Linked DNA regions of Homo sapiens: region 2 is linked to region 1. A link is an interaction called in ENCODE POLR2A ChIA-PET data of the cell type or tissue named here. Cell type or tissue: Panc1. All regions are shown on one strand.

Region 1 (5,000 bases):
TTTACAGAATTGTCAAGTACCATCCTTTATGTTCAAATGACCTTTGGGTATTTTTTTAATGAAGTGATGGGTTTGTGATGATTTATCTTCATTCTCTCCAGGCTTCTCCAGTAGCCAATGCAAATTTTTACCAGATGTTTGGCATAGTTAGCAACGTAATATATGGCAGTAGAAGAGAGCAAAACTGGTCTGCTGGTGGATTGTTAATCCATAATTGTAACCTTTATTAATACAGTCCCCTAACCATTTAAGATGTACACCATGCCTAGGAGTGCTGTAAAATTTTATTTTTATAAAATTTATATTAATGTATGCACATTAGTAATCCCCCAACAAAACATGTTAGGTGTCCTTTTATCACTAAGATTGTGTTGTTTAAAAAGGATCACCCCTGATTTTCTGTTTTCTATCCTCCTCTAATTTTTAGGGTTCAAACAGGTAAATTGTCAGAGTTTTTGACAACATCTTGTTGCACACACTTGAGCTTCATGGACCCTGGACCTGAGGGTAAGCTGTACAGTGAAGATTATGATGACAACTATGATTACCTGGAATCTGGCAACTGGATGAATGATTATGATTCAACCAGTCATGGTAAGGAGGCTTCATAAAGCACTGGCCTGGCTGGACAAAACTACAAAATATTGTTTAGCACCATCCTTAATAATTTATGCTGCCAGCAGTCTCACAGTGTTCTATCCTCACTCTAGATCTCTACTTTTGTTTGGCTTTACTTTTCCTCCCTCTACTTACCTTTGGTTTCTGGTCTAATATTCCTGCGGTAATTGTGGAGTATGGAGTTGGACAGTCCCTTACTAAGATTGGGGAAGATTCCTCTCCCAGGCATTTGAAGTGGCTGGTGATTTTGACATGGGAAGAAGCAGTGGTGAGTGAGAGATGATTAATCAAGTATGAAGTAGGAAAATAATACATATACAGTACTGCTTTTTGACATTAAAAAGCATAAAAATATGAAATTTAATTAGAGTCCTTTTCATATAATATTAGAGGAGCATATCGGAATCTCTGGGGAGGTCTGTGTAGTTTGAAAAAGCCTATTCAGTATGTCTGTTATTTTCATAGTACAAACTAGGCAAATACAACTAAGTCAAACTCTAATTGGCTTCTAGCAATACAAAGGTGATATAGTGAGAAAGCATTGCAGGGGCATGCATTGAAAGTGACTGAGCAACACTACCCTACAGTGTTAAAATACTGACTTAGGCAGAGCAGGCATTATGTTGCTTGAATTTCATACAGAGAAGGGCCAATAAGAAAGAATTATTTGTCTAGCCCTCTAAAATATGATTTGCCTGCTTTCATTGTCTGGGTATTTGACTGTTAGCCTGTATCTTAAGGCAGCCAATTTCTTTATCTTAAGAGTGGTATGTTGGAGAAAAGAAAAAAATAAATTTGCTGCCCTCAGTGAGGTCAGCCAGCACAATCTCATACAATAGGACAACACATTAGCAGTCAGAAGGACTATTTTCTTTTTTGGGCCCGACATTTACTCACTAAGCACCACTTCATTCATTCTGTGTTTGTTTTTGTAAGATCTAAAACAGTTGAATTTCTTTGTTGGAAAAGTACATTAAATACAAGGCTATTTACTGTTATCAGTAATAACAAAAGTCATGATGTCTTGGCATAAAATACTTTGAAAATTAAATGAGAAGATCATATATTGAGATTGTTTGCTCTTCTATGGGTAGTTGTGATTTTTATCTGTAGTACTCATTCCATTGGATTACTAAAATATATATTTCTAATGATACGTGTTACTGAATTTGACATTATGGCATTCTGAGTCACTTTCCTAGTTCCGGGTTTACTCATCAGTGTTCTCAAAATGAATGTATTTATTGCTTGCCAGCCCTTCTGTGGGTAAAGAGCTTCTCTCCATATTCTTCATAATCCTCCACTCAAGTCTCTAGATTGTATTCAAGGTTACAATCTTTGTCATTAGGATGTCACTGAATATGAGCTCCATTCTTACAGCTCTACTAGTTCGCATTAGTCACATCAGAGCACAGAAAGACATCTGGAGAGATCAGTAAATATCATCAAAAACCAGAAGACTCATGACTGATACAGCAGACTTTGGTATCGATCTGAATAGTGTGTTTTTCTAACTATAAACCTTGTGAATATTCATGTAAAGTCTGAAATATTAAGCTTCCACAGGATATATGTATGTTTTTCTTTCCATTACCCATACTCAGAGATAATGTTATAGAAGGTATATGGGAGAAGGGGAGCCCAAGAAGATAGGGACCATATCCATCCTCTTCACCACTGAAATGTCAGCACCTAGTACACTGCCTGGTACATAGCAGCCAACAAATATTTGCTGAGTAAACAAACGAGGTGACTAAGAAGATTTTTGCCCTTTCCTGGCCCTTCCTCACCAAAGTCCCCTCACATTAGTGTGACCTGAAGCTCCCTGTTCTGTTCCTCCTCCATCCCTGCCACCATTACTATCACATGCACACACACAAATACACAGATTGCTAAATGCTTGCTCCAATGTAAAACAAGCTCATACTGCTTTCAAGAACCCTGACCTTGTCTCAGCAAGTTGAAGAGGAGGTGGATCCTAGTAAATGGCCATGGTCACTGGATCTTAAAGTGATGAGGTTATATCATGATCACAAGCTTTTCCTCCATGAGCTAAAAACAACCTACTTCTGGTGCTGTGTTGTGAGCACAGGAGCCAATCATTCTCTTTGCTGGGGTAGATTGTAAAGTAACTAAAATATTTTCATTCTTTTCTCTTCCCCCTCCCCCCACTAACCTTGCAGCTCGCTGTGGTGATGAAGTTGCTCGTTATTTAGATCACCTTTTGGCGCACACTGCTCCCCATCCTAAACTAGCCCCTACCTCACAGAAGGGAGGGCTAGATCGGTTCCAAGCTGCTGTGCAAACAACCTGCGACTTAATGTCCTTGGTGACCAAGGCCAAGGAACTGCATGTACAGAGTGAGTAATGCCGTGACTCACCAGAGTCAGGCACAGGATGACGTGAAGCCCAGGATAGGGGCGGGCATTGATTACAATGTAAGCAGGAACTTTAGTTTTCTTCACTGCTTTATCCCCCGCATCTCAGACAGCACCTAGAACATATTAGACACTCAAATATTTGTAAAATGAGTGAATTGTGTATAGTTATGCTGCAGGTAGTGCTATGTAGTCTGGTTTAACTGGTAACATGGTAAGAAGAGGCAGAACAAGAGACATGGAGCATATTCAACTATAACATTAAAGTTTGAAATGGTAGAAAGGGTTTTTCCTTTGGGAAAATTACTTCTATGGAATTTTCTTGTTGTTCCAGCAATGTAGAGCTGTTTTGTCAAATATAATACTCATTCTTTACAACTTTGCCATTCTTCTCCCCATGGCCACTACCCTCCTTCAGTTGTATTCACAGTGGAGGGTGTCTTCTGCCACACATTGCCAGGAGTAGTCATAGTTCCTAAGAGTGTTCAATGTCTTTATAGTAGCTGGATATGAAAGGAGAGAAGGGCTCCTTGGCCACACCTAGAAGACCTGAATGTTAACATTTTACAGATGAGGAGAATGACTGAGATGCATGCTCTTGCTGTCTAAAACTTTATTGACCATTACTAACCAAATACATTAAACATGAACATTGGGAATCATTTAACATTTATAATAGGGAAAAGCTCAGCATACCCTCTGAGTATGCTTCCTCGAGAAAGGGCTTATATGAAGAGATGAAATTTATTGTTATACTTCTCAATTGTGAACCAGAAAACTTGGGCTTAATTCCCAGCTCTGCTACTTACTTGCTTGAACAGTTATTTGAGCTCTGTATCTCTCTTTCTGTATCTGTAAAGTGGTGAAAATTACAAATCTTTCCTTAGAAGTGATGGTAAGTATTTCAACAATGAACTGTAAGTAAAAAATCTTAGGAATATCTCAAAGTTGGTCAGCAACTACATTTTTCTTATTCCCTAGATAGGATCATCCATTCACTTATTCTTAGGGAAATTTAACCACTAGCAGCCAGATATTCACCTAGAAAAGTTCGGAAAATAGAAAATGCAACTGAGTTCTTTCTATTATATGTCGTATTCCATCAAAGTATCAGTGAACGCACCATCGTGGATTAATCACATTAGTAAATTTAATATCTTACATGTCCAGCTAGTGCTATAATTCTAGAAATTCAATTCAAAATATACTTATTAATTGCACATTATTTAAATTATCTTATATTCATATTTATTTTCTTTGATATTACCAAGAAAGGAGAAATTTGTCATTCTTGTTCTATGAAGAACTGACTCACATGTGACTTAATTGTTGAAGTCAACTGTGCATTTCTATTAGTCTCCTAATTACCTAATATTTCCCATAAATGTCATATTTTTGCAGATGTTCACATGTATCTTCCTACGAAGTTATTTCAGGCTTCCCGGCCTTCATTCAACTTACTTGATTCACCTCATCCCCGACAGGAGAACCAGGTAAATTTGTGCAGGAGGTATTTCTATTAGCTTTTTGAAAAACTGCCATCTTTATGGGAAATAATAGGACTAGTCATTATGGTTCTTGTTACTAACTAGTGGTACGCAAAATGCTATTCTGGTGAAGATACATGTTCTTTTCAGTTCACTTTTACATTGGGCAAGTTTGTCTGGTCAGACTTTGGGAAAACTAGATTGCTGTATTATACATCTGGAAGGTTTCATTACTTTTGCTTTGCCTTTCATTAGTATTTAAAGAATTCCTTGGAAAAGGTTTAGAGGTGAAAATATGACTCATTCTAGGACATTATTTAAGTTGAGCACTTGTGAACTTAATTTCTTGTCATCATTTCTCAAACTAAAGGTTCCCTCTGTTCGTGTAGAAATACATCTTCCTAGAGACCAGTCTGGGGAGGTGGACTTTAAAGCACTGGTTTTACAGTTGAAGGAGACCTCAAGCTTACAGGAACAAGCTGATATCCTCTATATGCTGTATACTATGAAGTAAGTG
Region 2 (5,000 bases), 350 kb after region 1:
TACTGTGTTGCCCAGACTGTTCTCGAACTGATTATAGGTGTGAGCCACCAAGCCTGGCCACAAAATTTCTTACGAGAGTCCCGGGAGTCCTAGCATAGGCAGCAGTTCCATATGAGGAAATTCAAATGGGGGGAAAGGAGGAATAAAATTTGTTTGGACCCATCTCTGAGCTGCTTGTCATTTGTTATATTGAGTTGAAGCAGATTATTTCTTCCTGCCTAGGTAACCTGTGTATGGTGACTGGAGGTGCTAACCTAGGAAGAATTGGTGTGATCACCAACAGAGAGAGGCACCCTGGATCTTTTGACGTGGTTCACGTGAAAGATGCCAATGGCAACAGCTTTGCCACTCGACTTTCCAACATTTTTGTTATTGGCAAGGTAAGTCTGGGTTTTCCTTCTCTCTAGTCTGAGGAAATATGTAAATGCAGGTGGCTGCTGGGATTGTAGCATCCAGGCTCCTGGCTGGCTCTGCTGAACCTAGTGCAAAGCCTCTTCTGGATAGGACTCACGCAGAGCTGGGCTGAGTCATAATGATTAGCCTTAGGTACTACTAAACTTTGACTCACTTGAATAAATGGTAGGTGCCTGCTATGCACAATAAACTTCTAAGACATTAATTCTGAAGGGCATACGGTGAGTTTCATAGGACAGCCCCAGAAACCCAAGCAGTGGGTGCTTTTGGTAACCAGCATCTGTGTCTTGCAACTGCCTAGCTGATGCCAAGCACTCTCACAAACAGGCTTCAGTTCTGTTAAGTGAGGTGACAAATGTAGCATGTGCCAAGCCACTATGAGTTGGTGTGTGGTGGGTTTTGATTCTGCTTGTTTTCTCTTCCAGGGCAACAAACCATGGATTTCTCTTCCCCGAGGAAAGGGTATCCGCCTCACCATTGCTGAAGAGAGAGACAAAAGACTGGCGGCCAAACAGAGCAGTGGGTGAAATGGGTCCCTGGGTGACATGTCAGATCTTTGTACGTAATTAAAAATATTGTGGCAGGATTAATAGCATTTTGGTTTTGTGGGTTGTTTTTTTTTTTAATTCAGTTTCCTGCTATTTTACTGTATAACATGAACAGTGATTAAGTTCTCAGGCAGGCTTAGGCAGTCTGTTATTGGCTGGGCTTAGTTAGTGGTGGGAAGTAGAAGATACCAGACTTGGGAAAGGAACAGCAACTAACCAAGGAGTAGAAAGAGCCAAGAAATCCCGGAGTATTTATCTCCCCCGCCTTGACTTGGCCAAGAACTTCTCTACACAGTGGACCCCTCTGCCCTGTTAAGTTCCCTTGGCTTTCTAAAAATCTGCCCTCATTTTCTTCTCCAGTCTGTATTGCACTAGCCCATCCACAAGCCTGGCTCATCTGTTTTTCCCACTCCTGTGCCCATCTTGCCAAACGCAGGATGAAAATCTCCAGTTGCCATTAAAGGTGGTCATAAATGGGCTGTTGATGTTGCAAAGCATTGCAGTTCCTTGGACTTAGTGCCCTTATTCTCCAGCTGCCGCTGCAGTCCTCAACTCTGTTTTTCAGAGGACAGAGATGTAGAACATAAACTTGTTCTTGCTTGTCCAAATGTGTCGGGTCATGTCAGGCTTGCTTACCAGTCTCAGGAAGATGTGCCCCTGCTTCATGGGGCCTGCTGTTACACACCTGTTCCTCAATCCAGTCCCTCCAGTCTCAGTGTCAATTATCCTACCTTGTGATTTCAACCTTCTCTCAACCAACTCTCTTGTTCCTGTTACCCTATAAAGCATGTCTTCCTGTTAAAAACGAAAACCTCCCTTGCCACCTATAGCAGGGCTTTTCAACTTTGATACTGTTAACATTTGGGGCTACATAATTTGTGGGCAGCTGTCCTGTTTATTGTGGAATGTTTAACAACATTCCTAGCCTCTATCCACTAGATATTCACCCCCCACCCCCTGAGTTGTAATACAAAAATTACTTCAGACACTGCTAAATGCCCTCTGAGAAGCAAAGTTGCCCTGTGTTGAGAGGTACTGCCTTGTAGATGCTGTATCTCAGGTCACCTTCATTTAGCACCTTGCACTTAACTTGCTGTAGACCACTCAGGCTTAATCATCCCACCATCACAGGTTTAGGGGAGAAAATCAGTTGCGTTTTGGACATCTTTAAGATAAACATGTGAAGTCACTTGGCATATTTAGCTGGGAATGTTAAATGGTCCCTGTTTCCCAGGTGTATGGTTTAGCAGTGGATAAGAGGCCTGTAGAGGCACTGTGGCTTAGGGCAGTATCTCTACCCCTGGCAGCATCCTGGACTTTGAGTCAGCAGACTACTTGGTCTTGCCAGAGAAAATCAGCTAAAGGAGGCATGCCCAGGGGTCCCTGAAGCCCAGATTTGGTCCCATAGGGCTTCTCTGCCATTCATATTGCAGACGCCAAAGCATGACTGGCTGGGGTCCCATTCACTTTTTTTTTTTTTTTTTTTTTTTTTTTTTTTTTAAAGACAGCGTCTTGCTCTGTCACCCAGGCTGGAGTGCAATGGTTCAGTCATAGCTCATTGCAGCTTCAAACTCCTGGGCTCAAGCGATCCTCCAGCCGCAGCCTCCTGAGTAACTGGGACTATGGGCACGCACTGTGATGCCAAATTAATTTAATTAATTTGTTTCTGTAGAGAAGGTCTTGCTACATTGCCCACGCCAGTCTTGAATTCCTGGGCTCAAGTGGTCCTCCCACCTTGGCCTCCCAAAGTGCTGGGATTACACGTGTGAGCCACTGTACCTGGGCCAGAAAAGGAATTTCTGCAGGGACTGGGCCCCCCTGAATCAGGGATGGGAAAGGTGTGTAAGTGGGCTTGCCAGGTATCTTGCTTTAAGAATGGTTCTCTTGTCAAGAGAATGGAGCTCATCCTTGTTCTGTTGAGGCCAGGTCAGAAGTAACCTTATGGTGCCCTTCAGAAACAGGCAGGTGAGCCGGGCGTGGTGACTCACACCTATAATCCCAGCACTGAGAGAGGCCAAAGCAGGTGGATCGACTGAGCCCAGGAGTTTGAAACTAGCCTGCATAACATGGCAAAACCTTGTCTACCAAAAATTAGCCGGGCATGGTGTCATGCATCTTTGGTCCCAGCTATTTGGGAGGCTGAGGTGGGAAGATCACTGGAGCCTGGGGAATGGAGGTTGCAGTGAGCCATTATTGTGCTACTGTACTCCAGCCTGGGTGAGAGTGAAACCCTGTCTTAAAACAGACAGGCGAGACTATGAAAGGCCAGAGGGCAGGACTCCAGCCAGTCACCTGGATGCAGGGTCCTGAATGCTGGTAGGCTCTTGGTGCTACACTACTCAACACATCCTTGGCTACACTTTGCACCTTTCTAGGTACTAAAATCTCTGCTCAGCAGATGATAGAAATGTGAATTTTAGCTAAGGGACCAAAGCAAATATGGAGGAAAATGAGAAGCCTCAGAGTTCCTTTCACATATATGATGGTTTCCTAGATGTTAATTGGTGAGCCAGTCAGCACAACTGGAGAATTGGTGTGTTCAGCTGTGGTCTCGTATCACAGGGAGATGTGGGGTTTTGTTTATTTTATTTTATTTTATTTTTTGGAGACAGGATCTCACTTTGTCACCCAGGCTGGAGTGCAGTGGCAGGATATGACTCACTGCAGCCTTGACGTCCCAGGCTCAAGTGATCCTCCCACCTCAGCTCCCTGAGTAGATGGGACTACAGGAGCACACCACCATGCCTGGCTAATTTTTTGTTTTTTTGTAGAGATTGGGGTCTTGCTATATTGCCCAGGCTGGTCTCAAACTCCTGGGCTCAAGTGGTCCTCTCAAAGTGCTGGGATTACAAGCAAGAACCACTGAGCCTAGCCTGGGAGATTTCTTTTCAACATTTTAAACTTGTGATTTTTTAATGTATTTGTTAAACTAGCACAGGGATTTTTTTGTTTTGTTTATTTTGAGACAGAGTTTCGCTCTTGTTGCCCAGGCTGGAGTGCAATGGCGTGATCTCGGCCCAGGGTAGCCTCCGCCTCCCAGGTTTAAGCGTTTCTCCTGTCTCAGCCTCCTGAGTAGCTGGGATTACAGGCATGTGCCACCACGCCTGGCTAATTTTGTGTTTTTAGTAGAGATGGGGTTTCTCCATGTTGGTCCAGCTGGTCTTGAATACCCAGCCTCAGGTGATCTGCCCACCTTGGCCTTCCAAAGTGCTGGGATTACAGGCATGAGCACGGCACTCGGCCGGGAATTTTTTTTTTACTAGCAACTTCCCATAGTGGGGAAGATTTCCATTCTAATACCAGGCAAGTGGACTTAGCGCAAGGGCCCTGAATCATCTAAATGAGCTGCAAATTTCCAAATAAAATAGCTTGTGTCTTTGTAAGGCTTTTTAAGCCTTCCAATTTGCTTCATATTCTTAGAGCTGAAGGAAACCTTTGAGATCATCTCAGCAGGGAGCCAAACAGAAGTCCTGAGATGAAACAGACTGAAGCTAGCAGAAATTCACCGGGTTTAGTTTACATCCCTGTGCCTCCAGCAGGCTAGGCCTCACATCTGAGTCAGAGCAGCACAATGCAGCACAGCTTTGAATAAGAAGAATAACAAATAGCTAGGACATATATAGTACTTGATAGTTTACAAAGCCATTTTGATTTTTTGATACCCAAATCCTGTATTCTTTTCCCTAAACCAGATAGAGAAGAGTGATACCTCCCTCTGGCCTGTCAGTCTGTTTATAGTGTCCCCATCAAGCTCCAGCCAAAAGCTTTGGACACATCCTTGATTCCTGTTCCTTTTATCAGAAAATCCTGGTGACTCTACCTTCAAAATATGTCCAGAATCCATATTTAGTGATACTTAGAAATAATTGCTCAATTTTGCACAATCATACAGCTTTTTACAGAGTCCTTATCTTTGAGGATACATACTGAAGGATTTGCAGAAGAAATGACAAGCAATCTGAAATTTGCTTCAAGTCTGGGTGCAATGGTTCATGCCTGTAATCCCAGCTCTTTGGGAGGCCAAGATGGGAGTTGAGG

Evidence for each region. Peaks named below come from ENCODE experiments on the same cell type or tissue, not always from the same donor. Only the 100,000 strongest peaks of a DNase experiment are listed, where the experiment ranks them.
Region 2: POLR2A ChIA-PET joins it to region 1 with 20 read pairs; 3 of 35 experiments call an interaction of 5 or more read pairs at or near these places.

What each region holds. Positions count from the first base shown.
Region 1 is chrX:72,618,703-72,623,702 of GRCh38, reverse strand. PHKA1 (phosphorylase kinase regulatory subunit alpha 1) reads left to right here. Exons shown (of 32, transcript NM_002637.4): 18 at 428-594; 19 at 2,802-2,978; 20 at 4,398-4,489; 21 at 4,854-4,993. Among named protein-coding and RNA genes, the nearest start is that of HDAC8, 48 kb to the right of the region's middle. In Panc1, no CTCF peak of the experiment used is centred here; DNase peaks (open chromatin) are centred at 1,972, 2,482 and 2,972; H3K4me3 peaks cover 816 bases; H3K27ac peaks cover 3,704 bases.
Region 2 is chrX:72,268,612-72,273,611 of GRCh38, reverse strand. It overlaps RPS4X (ribosomal protein S4 X-linked), which reads left to right. Exons shown (of 7, transcript NM_001007.5): 6 at 223-380; 7 at 840-1,570. The coding sequence ends at 941. Among named protein-coding and RNA genes, the nearest start is that of RPS4X, 6.1 kb to the left of the region's middle. In Panc1, no CTCF peak of the experiment used is centred here; no DNase peak of the experiment used is centred here.